Regions from separate parts of the Homo sapiens genome. Here region 1 is linked to region 2. A link is a loop called in an ENCODE intact Hi-C map of the cell type or tissue named here. Cell type or tissue: breast epithelium. All regions are shown on one strand. Each heading gives the region's core, and the rest is flanking DNA. Links, peaks and the distances in the headings are about the cores only.

Evidence for each region. A loop is a pair of places that touch in the nucleus more often than their neighbours do. Peaks named below come from ENCODE experiments on the same cell type or tissue, not always from the same donor. Only the 100,000 strongest peaks of a DNase experiment are listed, where the experiment ranks them.
Region 1: a loop joins it to region 2, with 11 times the contacts of the local background. A loop is called at or near these places in 4 of 110 quality-filtered maps.

What each region holds. Positions count from the first base shown.
Region 1 is chr10:70,537,928-70,541,783 of GRCh38, reverse strand. It overlaps PALD1 (phosphatase domain containing paladin 1), which reads right to left. Exons shown (of 20, transcript NM_014431.3): 12 at 3,376-3,504; 13 at 2,776-2,892; 14 at 2,537-2,692; 15 at 2,022-2,204; 16 at 542-682; 17 at 250-321. Among named protein-coding and RNA genes, the nearest start is that of PALD1, 61 kb to the right of the region's middle. RefSeq lists enhancers at 2,821-3,506, 3,507-3,856. In breast epithelium, for the core only: a CTCF peak has its summit at 1,109 (motif pointing right); no DNase peak of the experiment used is centred there.
Region 2 is chr10:71,189,360-71,195,215 of GRCh38, reverse strand. No RefSeq gene overlaps it. Among named protein-coding and RNA genes, the nearest start is that of UNC5B, 20 kb to the left of the region's middle. In breast epithelium, for the core only: no CTCF peak of the experiment used is centred there; no DNase peak of the experiment used is centred there.

The DNA of each region.
Region 1 (3,856 bases), core at 1-2,500, 650 kb after region 2:
CAGCAAGGCCGGGCAGGGAGGGGTCCAGCCCACATCTCCATAGCCGGCCGTCTGCCAGGGCCTCAGAGCCAAGCTGTCCCATGCCTTGCTGGGCTCATCTATAAAATGGGAACAGGGAAGCACTGATATGATGAGGTGGCAGACGTGACTGCATTGGGACGTGCTTTGAGGACCCCTAGACCGGCAAGCAGGAGTCCTCCTCCTCCTCCCATCCCAAGGTGCCTCAGGGACCCCGCAGGGCATGCTCACCTGAAATTCACCCTTAGTGAACTTGGCATCAGGCACACTCACGAGCTCCTCCTCACCCACCTCGGGGAAGCCCTGAGGGAAGACAGCTGCTGAGACAGAAGCCCCCTCCCAACGCCAGGAGCCCCTTGCTGGGGAGGACTTGGGGGCTGCCCAAGACTGATGGAAGGGGCTCTGGGACCACACCCGGCTGTCTCTGCCCCTCACACCCTCCTGTGGAGCCAGTGTGCCTGGGACCTGAGTGTCTACCCTCCTCCAGGCAAATCTCTAATCTCACTTGAGAGGCCACACGTACTTGGATGTGCCAGAAGGCCAGGACAGCCACCACCATCGCAGTTGTGGTACGGCCCTGGCCGCTGAGGCAGCTGAACACGAAGCCAGTGCCTGGGTCCTTGGAGAGGGCGGCCCGCAGGGCCTCCAGCAGCTGGTCAAAGTCCTGGACGAGAAAAGCAAGGTCTGGGTCAGCGGGCGTCTCTTGGATGCACAAACCCCAACAGGGTCCCCATCCACATGGCAGCCCCAGCCACTGTCCTCGGGCCAGAAATTGTCAGGCTCCCAAGCTTGCACACACAAACAAAACTCACCGGGGTGCATGAGACCATGTGCGTGTAAACAGCTGCACCTGTGCAGTCGTAATCACCCTCACACCAAGCACCTGGACAGGATGTGTGAGCCAACACAGCATGCACCTGGGGCTCAAGGTACCCACCCTCCATCAGGCAGGACATGCACCTGTATGTCACCCCTGTGTACTGCGCCCCTGGGCTGCACATAGACTGCTGGCCCTGCCACCCACCTGAGCTGGACCCAGCCCTGGTCCCACCATGGACGGGGGCCTGACCTCAGAAGAGCCCTGCAGCACAAGGCCACCAGGAGGCAGCAGACCGCAGGCAGTGAGAGCCGCGAAGAGATGCGCCAGGAGGGGCTCAGGCAGGGTAACAGACCCCATTGCCAGTTACACAGCACACAGCGACCCACCTACAACACACGCACCACGCACACGGTGGCTCACCTACAACACACGCCAGACACACGCACCACACAGGGATCCACGTCCGGTAAACACACACACTATACAGACACCCACAGTCACAGACCTACAGATGCCACACACACACATTCCTAACGACCCCTCCACAAACCCTACCACACACCACACCACTCCCCTAAAGATGGTTTTCCACACACAGCCCCCAATACAGACAAGGGAGACATCACAAACTCCATAAAAAGACATGCACACACACACACATTCCACACACCACCCACACACTCCATACACAGTCCCCCAACTGAGACACACACACCACGGACACCCTGGACATGTTCACCCTCAACACACACACACACCTTATAACAAATACACACACACACCTGTAACAGAATACACACACACCCCGATAACACACACACACCTATAACACACACCCATAACACAATACACACACATACACCCTACAACATAATAAACACATGTACACACATCTTATAACACATATGCACATACGTAACAGAATACACACTCCAATACACACACACCTATAACAATACACACACATATACCCTATAACACATAATAAACACACGTACACACACACAAAGCTTGGAAGGAATGTGAATAAACCACTTGGGCCAAATCGGAAAACCTCGTGAGACCATTCCCGGGCCCCGTAGAGAAGCTGGGGTCGTTTCATTCTCCCAGAGCCCAGACCAGAGGGGAGACAGGGAGGCCTCCTGTCCCTCCCCAGAGGCCTCAGCCTGAGCAGCACCCTCACCTCCTCTCGGGGGGCACAGAAGTCCGGCATGGGGATGCGGTGGTAGGTGAGGCCAGGACAGGCCCTGCGGTGCTGGCTGAAGACCTCCTGCATGGTAAGGCAGGTCTGGAACCTGTAGGTCAGGGGGCCCTCCTTGCCTGGGGGAGGCTCGCTTAGATGGGCCTTCAGCTGGGCCTCCAGGGTCTGGGCAAGGGCAGGAGGGAGGACACAGGCCACTGGGGCAGGCTCTAGGCTAGCCCTGAAAGGCCACAGCCTGCCATGGCCAGGCCTGGCCCTGGCTTCCAGTCCCATCCCTGACCCCCCCAAGCCTCAGGGGTCACAGCCACCCCCCAAAGCCAAGCAGGTTAGCAGAGCACTTTAGTGGGAATCCTGAGTTGGCCACTCCCTGACACTGCTCCTCCCGGGGCCTCAGATTCTCCATCTGTCTGCGGGAGTGTGAGGCCTTCTGAAGACCCTCCCAGGCCACTCCCCAGAAGCCTCGGAGGCAGGGGTGCCTAGAGGGCAGGGGGCCTCACCTCCAGCTGGTCAGGAGCCACAGGGGGCCCAGGCCACCGCAGGCTGTAGGTGTGCCCGTCACACTCCAACACGGCCTCCTCCCGAAGGCTCACCCAGACAACCTTCCGCAGCCTCCTCTTGGCGTCCGTCAGGTAGGCCAGGATGCTCCCCAGGGCCTGGGCACAGGAGGGCCGGCAGTGAGTGCTCAGCCCTCCCTCCCCAAACCCACTGGGGGACCCAGGCCCTGAGGGCCGGTCACCTTGGCGCTGGGCTGGGCCGTGCCGTAGATGGGCATGCGGGGCACCCGCCGGAAGTTGGCCACATCCATCTCTCTGACAGTGCTGAGCGCGTCCGGGGAGACCAGATCGTCCTCCCGCTGTGGGGAGAGCACCAAGCCTGGGACCCACAGCAGCCGACTGTAGCCGCAGAAAGGGTCAGGACCTGGCCCAAGGCAGACGGGGGGTGGGGTGGAACCCGAGCTTCACAGTTTACAAAGCACTCCTGCACACTTGGAGCTTCCCCCGGCCCTGGCAAGAAGAAGTGCAATGGTGCCCACTCTCTGGACCAGGAAGCTGAGGCTCAAAGAGAAGAAGCTGGAGGCAAAGATCATAGAACCCTGCCCAGAGCTCTTGGGTTTGAGACTGAGGAGAAGGTACCAGAACAGCTGCCAAAGCTGCAAATGCTTGCTGGGGCCTAAGCATGACCCCATTCTGTTCACAAGAGGATCCCAACACCCACAGCCTCTCTTCTTCACCTCCTGCAAGGGCAATGCTTACCCCAACCCTACAGGAATCCAGTGTTTAGGGGCCAGGGCCAGTACACAGCCATGCCCACTTCTCCGACTGCCAGTCATACTCACTAGGGAGCCCCTGGCGATGAGGTCCCTCGGAGCCACAGGGCCTGCTGAGCTCAGCGTCACGGGCAGGCGGTACAGCTCAGGGTGGGCACACAGCCAGCGGCTGAAACTGAGGGCAAAGGCCAGCGGGTACTGCAGCCCGAGGCAGAGAGACGAGGAATTCAGGGGCACAGGGCCATCCTGAACCCTCCCTGCCCACACCATGGCAGGGGAAGCCCCAAAAGATATCCAACATGGCCCAGAGCAGGGACAAGGGAGTGGCTGAGAGAAGACCTGGACGTCTGGTGTCCTGGTTAAGGACAGAGACAAGGGCCCGGTGGAAAGAGGTGGGGCCTCCCTATGCCCAGCTGCTCAGGGACTACTCCCGAATCTGGGTCTCTCCTGGCCTCCCTTCCCTCCCCGGTTCCTTGGGGGGTCTCCCTCCACAGCAAGCCAGTCACTGCGGTGGGGAGGCTGGGAGAGGCCCAGGAGGAGGGGACGTGGG
Region 2 (5,856 bases), core at 1,301-3,800:
CAGAGGAGCTGGTTTACACATTGGGATCTGTTTAAAGAAAGGGTCCCACTACTAAATGTTTGGAAACCACAGTGAGCCTGGGTAAGGGGAGTGCGTGGGTGGGGACTTTGGAAAGGTGGAGGGGGCAGGAGGCTGGTCTCTTTGTGAGGTTGTAGCATCCCTGAGATGGTTTGGACCAGGGAGGGAATATTTAGTGGGTGACATCTCAGGGAAGACCTTGGTCTATGGAGGAAGAATATGCTCAGAATCTGGTGTAGAGGAAAAATTAGAGCGTGCTTTAGGAATTGTAAAACTTTGAAAAATTGCATTTTTCATCACAGATGTGTTTGACTGAATGTATTAGCAAGATAGGTCTATTCCTATAGACAGACAGATGAGGTGCCCCAAGTGTTCAAAGAGAGAGGAGTCTTTGAAGAGAAACGGGAAGCAGAATGTTAGCAACGTTCCCTTACCATCTTGATTTGCAAACCCAGCTTGCCACAGGACAGCTGTCTTCTTTTCTTTTCTTTTCTTTTTTTTTTTTTTTTGAGACAGAGTCTTGTTCTGTTGCCCAGGCTGGAGTACAGTGGCGTGATCTTGGCTCACTGCAACCTCTGCCTCCCGGGTTCAAGCAATTCTCCTGCCTCAGCCTCCTGAGTAGCTGGGATTACAGATGTGCACCACCATGCCTGGCTAACTTTTGTATTTTTAGTGGAGACGGGGTTTCGCCATGTTGGCCAGACTGGTCTCAAACTCCTGACCTCAGGTGATCTACCCACCTTGGCTTCCCAAAGTGCTAGCATTACGGGCATGAGCCACCACGCCCAGCCAGGACAGCCATTTTCTTACTGGGTCTGGGATCCAGCTGCCAGGTACTGAGAGCTCCTATCTCTGCATGCTTGCACACACACAGTACTTTTTTTTTTTTTTTCCCCCAGCTTGCTTTCCCTCTGTAAAGGTGTGGGACATAAGAGGGGATTCCAGGAGAGTGTTCCTACTTGGTAAAGCAGGCACAGAGAAGCCAAGTGACTCTCCCAAGGCCACCCAGCAATTCCAGTCCAGCTCTCCAGCCCCTAGAAACTGCCTTGTTTAGAATTTCCCCCTTTAGATTCTCTCCTTGTGACAAGGACCAGGTCAAAGATGATTTCAAGGACTGATTAAAATCCTGTGCCATGAAAAGGATCCACAGAGACTGGGGACAGAGAGAAATGTAACAGGCCAGGGAAGCTGATCTGGTTCCTCCCTAGACCTGGGGAAGGGGGATGTGGCCCTAGCTTCATCTTCCCTTGGGCAAATCTGTGTTGGGCTGGGGAGCTTTGAGCAGAGCTGGGAGCCTGAGGTGGGCTCTACATGCAGGTGGCCAAGTCCAGACATTTTGAGACAGGAACTGGGGTCATATTTTACTGGCCTGTGTCTTCCTTCTGTGGCTTCAGATCTAACAGGTCTGATGGGTGTCACCTTTGAGGAGCTATCCCCAGCTTTGTGCTCCCCTGGGCGCCCCCTGCCAGCACCAGCTGCAGGAAGCTTGTAGAGGCCTAGGCCCATGATGCCTGCCCTGGGCCTGCCTGAGCTGAGATTAGGCCAGGGGAAGGGAGGTGGGAAGGGTGGGCGATGTCTGCTTTCCATGCCTGGCTGGACCAAGGACTTCTCTGGGTACCATAGGGCGGGGGTGGGGGACACTGCTGCCTAGAAACAGAACTCCAACTCACACATCTTAGTCACAGACTCTAGGCATCTTGAATAAAACAGACTTAAAGACTTAAAATCATAGCACCTTTTTTTCTAATGTTGAGGTGAACCTGGGGTACTCCGAGAGCACACAGAAGGAGTCCTATTTACTCTTGGGGAGCAGGAAGACCTCCCAGGGCACTTACATCTGAGTCACTTAAGGGCTCGTACAGATTCTAATGCTAAATTCAGGCCAGCATTCAAGACCTTCCACACTGTCAGTAGAAACATAATGCAAGTCACATATGTGATGTTTTTAATCTGAAGGTATTAATACATACTTTAGTGAGGAAATAGTTTCAATATGTGACAAATCTTCCAAAGCATAAAGAAGACACGAGCATGCTGCACACATTTTATCAGGCTAGCGGGAGATTGACCACAAAATCTGTCAAGGACAATAGGAGAAACAAAATTCATGGATGAATCTTAATTATAAGCATACATGTGAAACCTTAGGAAAAGATGAACAAAGTAAACCTAAGTTAAAAAGAAGGCGTAAAATAATAAAGGGTAGAACCAAACAAAATCAGAGCCAGACAAACAAAACAGAAAATTCACAAAGTCAAACGGAAAATATCAATTGAATAAACACGTAACTATACTGATTAGCAAAAAAGAGAACACATACCACCAAAGTTAGAATTTAAAGAGGTATTATCAATGTGGGTTTCACAGATATTAAAATGAATTAGACATGTAATATTACATTTTCTAGTTGCTACATTAAAAAAGCAAAAAGAGTTAAGGTGGAAATAATTTTGGTATATTTAACTCAATATGGTCCATATATTAATATTTCAACACGTAATTGATATAAATATTATTCATCATTATAACGTTCTTTTTATACTAAGTCTTTGAAATTGCATGTATATTTTCACTCTTAGGGCACATCTCAATTTGGAGGCTAAATTTTCTTAATACTTTTTTTTTTTTTGAGACAAGATCTCTCTCTGTTGCCGAGGCTGGAGGTCAGTGGTGTGATCCTGGCTCACTGCAGCCTCAAACTCCTGTGCTCAAGGGATCCTCCCACCTCAGCCCCCTAGAGTAGCTGGGACCACAGGCACACACCACCAAGCCCAGCTAATTAAAAAAATTTTTTTTGTAGAGACAGGTCTCGCTATGTTGCCCAGGCTGGTCTCAAACTCCTGGACTCAAACAAGCCTCCTGCCTTGGCCTCCCAAAGTGCTAGAATCACAGGCATGAGCCACCCCATCTGGCTGGATGCTAAATTTTCATTAGAAATGCTTGATGAGTGTTTAGATTTCATAAAACTTATAGCAAAAAATAGTACACACATCGTTCCAAACATATTAAAAAATTTTCTAGTAACTGACTCAGGTACCGGTTTTAAAACTTAAATGAATTCAAATTAAATAAAAGTAAAATTTCAGGCCCTCAGTGACTAGCCTCACGGCAAGGGCTCAGCAGCCACCGTGGCCCCGGCTACTGCATTGGACAGTGCAGATATCACCGGGATCTTAAATTTGCCTCCAGCTGCATGCTCACTGGTCCCCTCTCCTCCTGCCTCTCTGGAGCTCCCTCGTCACCGCCTTCCTGTCTCTTCACAGACCATTCCCCAGGATGCCTTGTCCTCATCCGCACCTCTAGGCTCCGCCCCTTCTCAGACCCCACCTCTTGCAGGAATCCTTCTGTTAAATGACCACAGAAGGGGCTCCCACCCCCACTCCCATCTCTGAGCCGACTTTTCATCCATACAGGAGGGGATTGGAGTAGCCGGGCATCCCCACCCTGACAGTCCCTGCCTCTCACTGTGCCTCTGTCACTTCCTGACCCTACAGCCTGTGAGGACAGCCTGTCGCCGCATGGGAAGTTGGCAGCAGAGCAGGGGCAAGACCCTCCCTTCCCTTTCCCAGATCTCTTCCCATGCCCCCCTGCCCCTCACCCTCCTGGCGCTATGCCAAGGCATTCAGGGAGGCAGATACGGTCATGACGCTCCGAGCACTGATGCCATTGCCCTTCCTGACCCCCTTCTCTGGGGCTTTTCAGGCTTTGCCATGGGAGGGGGGCAGGCCCACAGCCTTGTTCTCCCTCTTCAGAGAGCTGAACTCAGGAGCAGAAAAGGAGCTGCCAGGGAGTCACAGGAGGATGGGTCAAGTGCACCAGGGCTTGTCCAGAGCAGGAACGGTAACTGCTCCAGGAGAGACCCTGCCTCGACTCAAACCCTGAGCCTCCCAAGCACTCTGAGCCTGTTTTCCCATCTGCCCAAAGAGATCTCCTAATTCTTTAAAGATGGTGACCTTTGAGAGGACAGCAGGGTGAGCTTGCCAAATTTAACGCACCCCTGGGCCGCCTCTGTTAACCCCTGGAGCACTTGCTCAGCCATGCCCTGGGGCATGTTCTAGATGCTGAGTTCCATCCAGCAGGGCTGTGTGGCACCCTAGCCTCATAAAGACCCCATATCACCACCTGCTCCTCTCCTGCCAATTCCCCACAAAAGAAGGGCCAGTTCTCTCTGTCCCTTGGTTTCTTTCCCTTGGGAGACTTTTTGCCCCATTCTGTCCTATGAGCTCAATCATTGAATGGAATGATGTTTCCACCTCCTTTGAGAAAACACACTCTCCATCTTCTGTGGCTCCTGCCAGCCAATATCTCCTCAAACATATCTTTCTGCAGTTTGCATTGCAAAAACAATAGATATGTTACATGTGCATTTCCAAATTGGACAGGCCTATCCCATCCCAGATAGAGTCCTATGTCTGTCCCATTCCTTCCTCTCAGAAAAGAGGTACATACCCGTGTCAAGATGAGGAAATGGAGACACCCAGCATAGTGCCTGGCACACACCAGGGGCTCGAGCTGTCGAAGAAGGCACGGACGAAGAGTAGGTCAGAGGGCCCTCTCTTCAGTGTGGGTCCTTTAGGGCACAGAGTGGAAATGTGATAGAAGGATCCAGAAAGGGAGGTGAGCATTTAAAGGTATCTGACATAATTGTTTGTTGCTGTTGTTGTTTTTGGGACAGTCTCTCTCTGTTGCCCAGGCTGGGGTGCAGTGGCACTATCTGAGCTCGCTGCAACCTCCGCCTCCCAGGTTGAAGCGATTCTTGTGCTGCAGCCTCCCGAGTAGCTGGGATTACAGGCATGCGCCACCATACCCTGCTAATTTTTGTAATTTTAGTAGGGATAGGGTTTCGCCATGTTGGCCAGGCTGGTCTCGAACTTTTGGCCTCAGGTCATCCACCTGCCTCGGCCTCCCAAAGTGCTGGGATTACAGGCATGAGCCACCATAACTGGCCCTGATATAATTGTTGAATGAATGATCAAGTCTTCCCAAAGACAGGGACGGTTCTGCAAAGAAGCCCTGGGCACTGGTCCGTGGTGACCACCGGCCAGCGGTTGCCAGGGGTGTGCCTGATACTGCTTGGAGAAGGACACCATCCCAGGGCAGGAAGGGCCACAGGAGTGTTCCACATCTGATGTGCAGCTGCTGTGAAAGTCTGGAAGCATGGAGGTGCCCACCATGTTTAGTTCTTTTTTTTTTCTTTTTCTTTTCTTTTCTTTTCTTTTCTTTTTTTTTTTGAGACAGAGTCTTGCTCTGGAGTTCAGTGGCGCAGTCTTAGCTCACTGCAACCTCTGCCTCCCGGGCTCAAGCAATTCTCCCACCTTGTCATCCCGAGTAGCTGGTACTACAGACGTATGCCACCACACCCAGCTAATTTTTGTATTTTTGGTAGAGACAGGGTTTTGCCATGTTGCCCAGGCTGGTCTCGAACTCCTGGACTCAAGTGATCTGCCCTCCTCAGACTCCCAGAGTGCTAACATTCCAGGGGTGAGTCACTGTGCCTGTCTCATGTTTAGTTTTTTTTGAAGTTTTACTTATTATGGGTAGGAAAATAAATAACCCATAATCTCATCACCTCCTTTTGGGATTATGTAAAACAAGATGAGTTAATGTCCTCCTGGCCAGCTCTTACCCAGTCACCACAGATAACCAAATTCTTAGCCTCTGTTAACAGTTCGGGGGAAGGTTTCTCAATCATGTCCTAAGATTATAGCGACAGGTCAATTTCTATCAACATAATGAAAATATCTATTTTTAAAAATAAAAATAGGTATATGGGGCCAGGCGCAGTGGCTCACGCCTGTAACCCCAATATTTTGGGAGACCATGGCAGGCAGATCACCT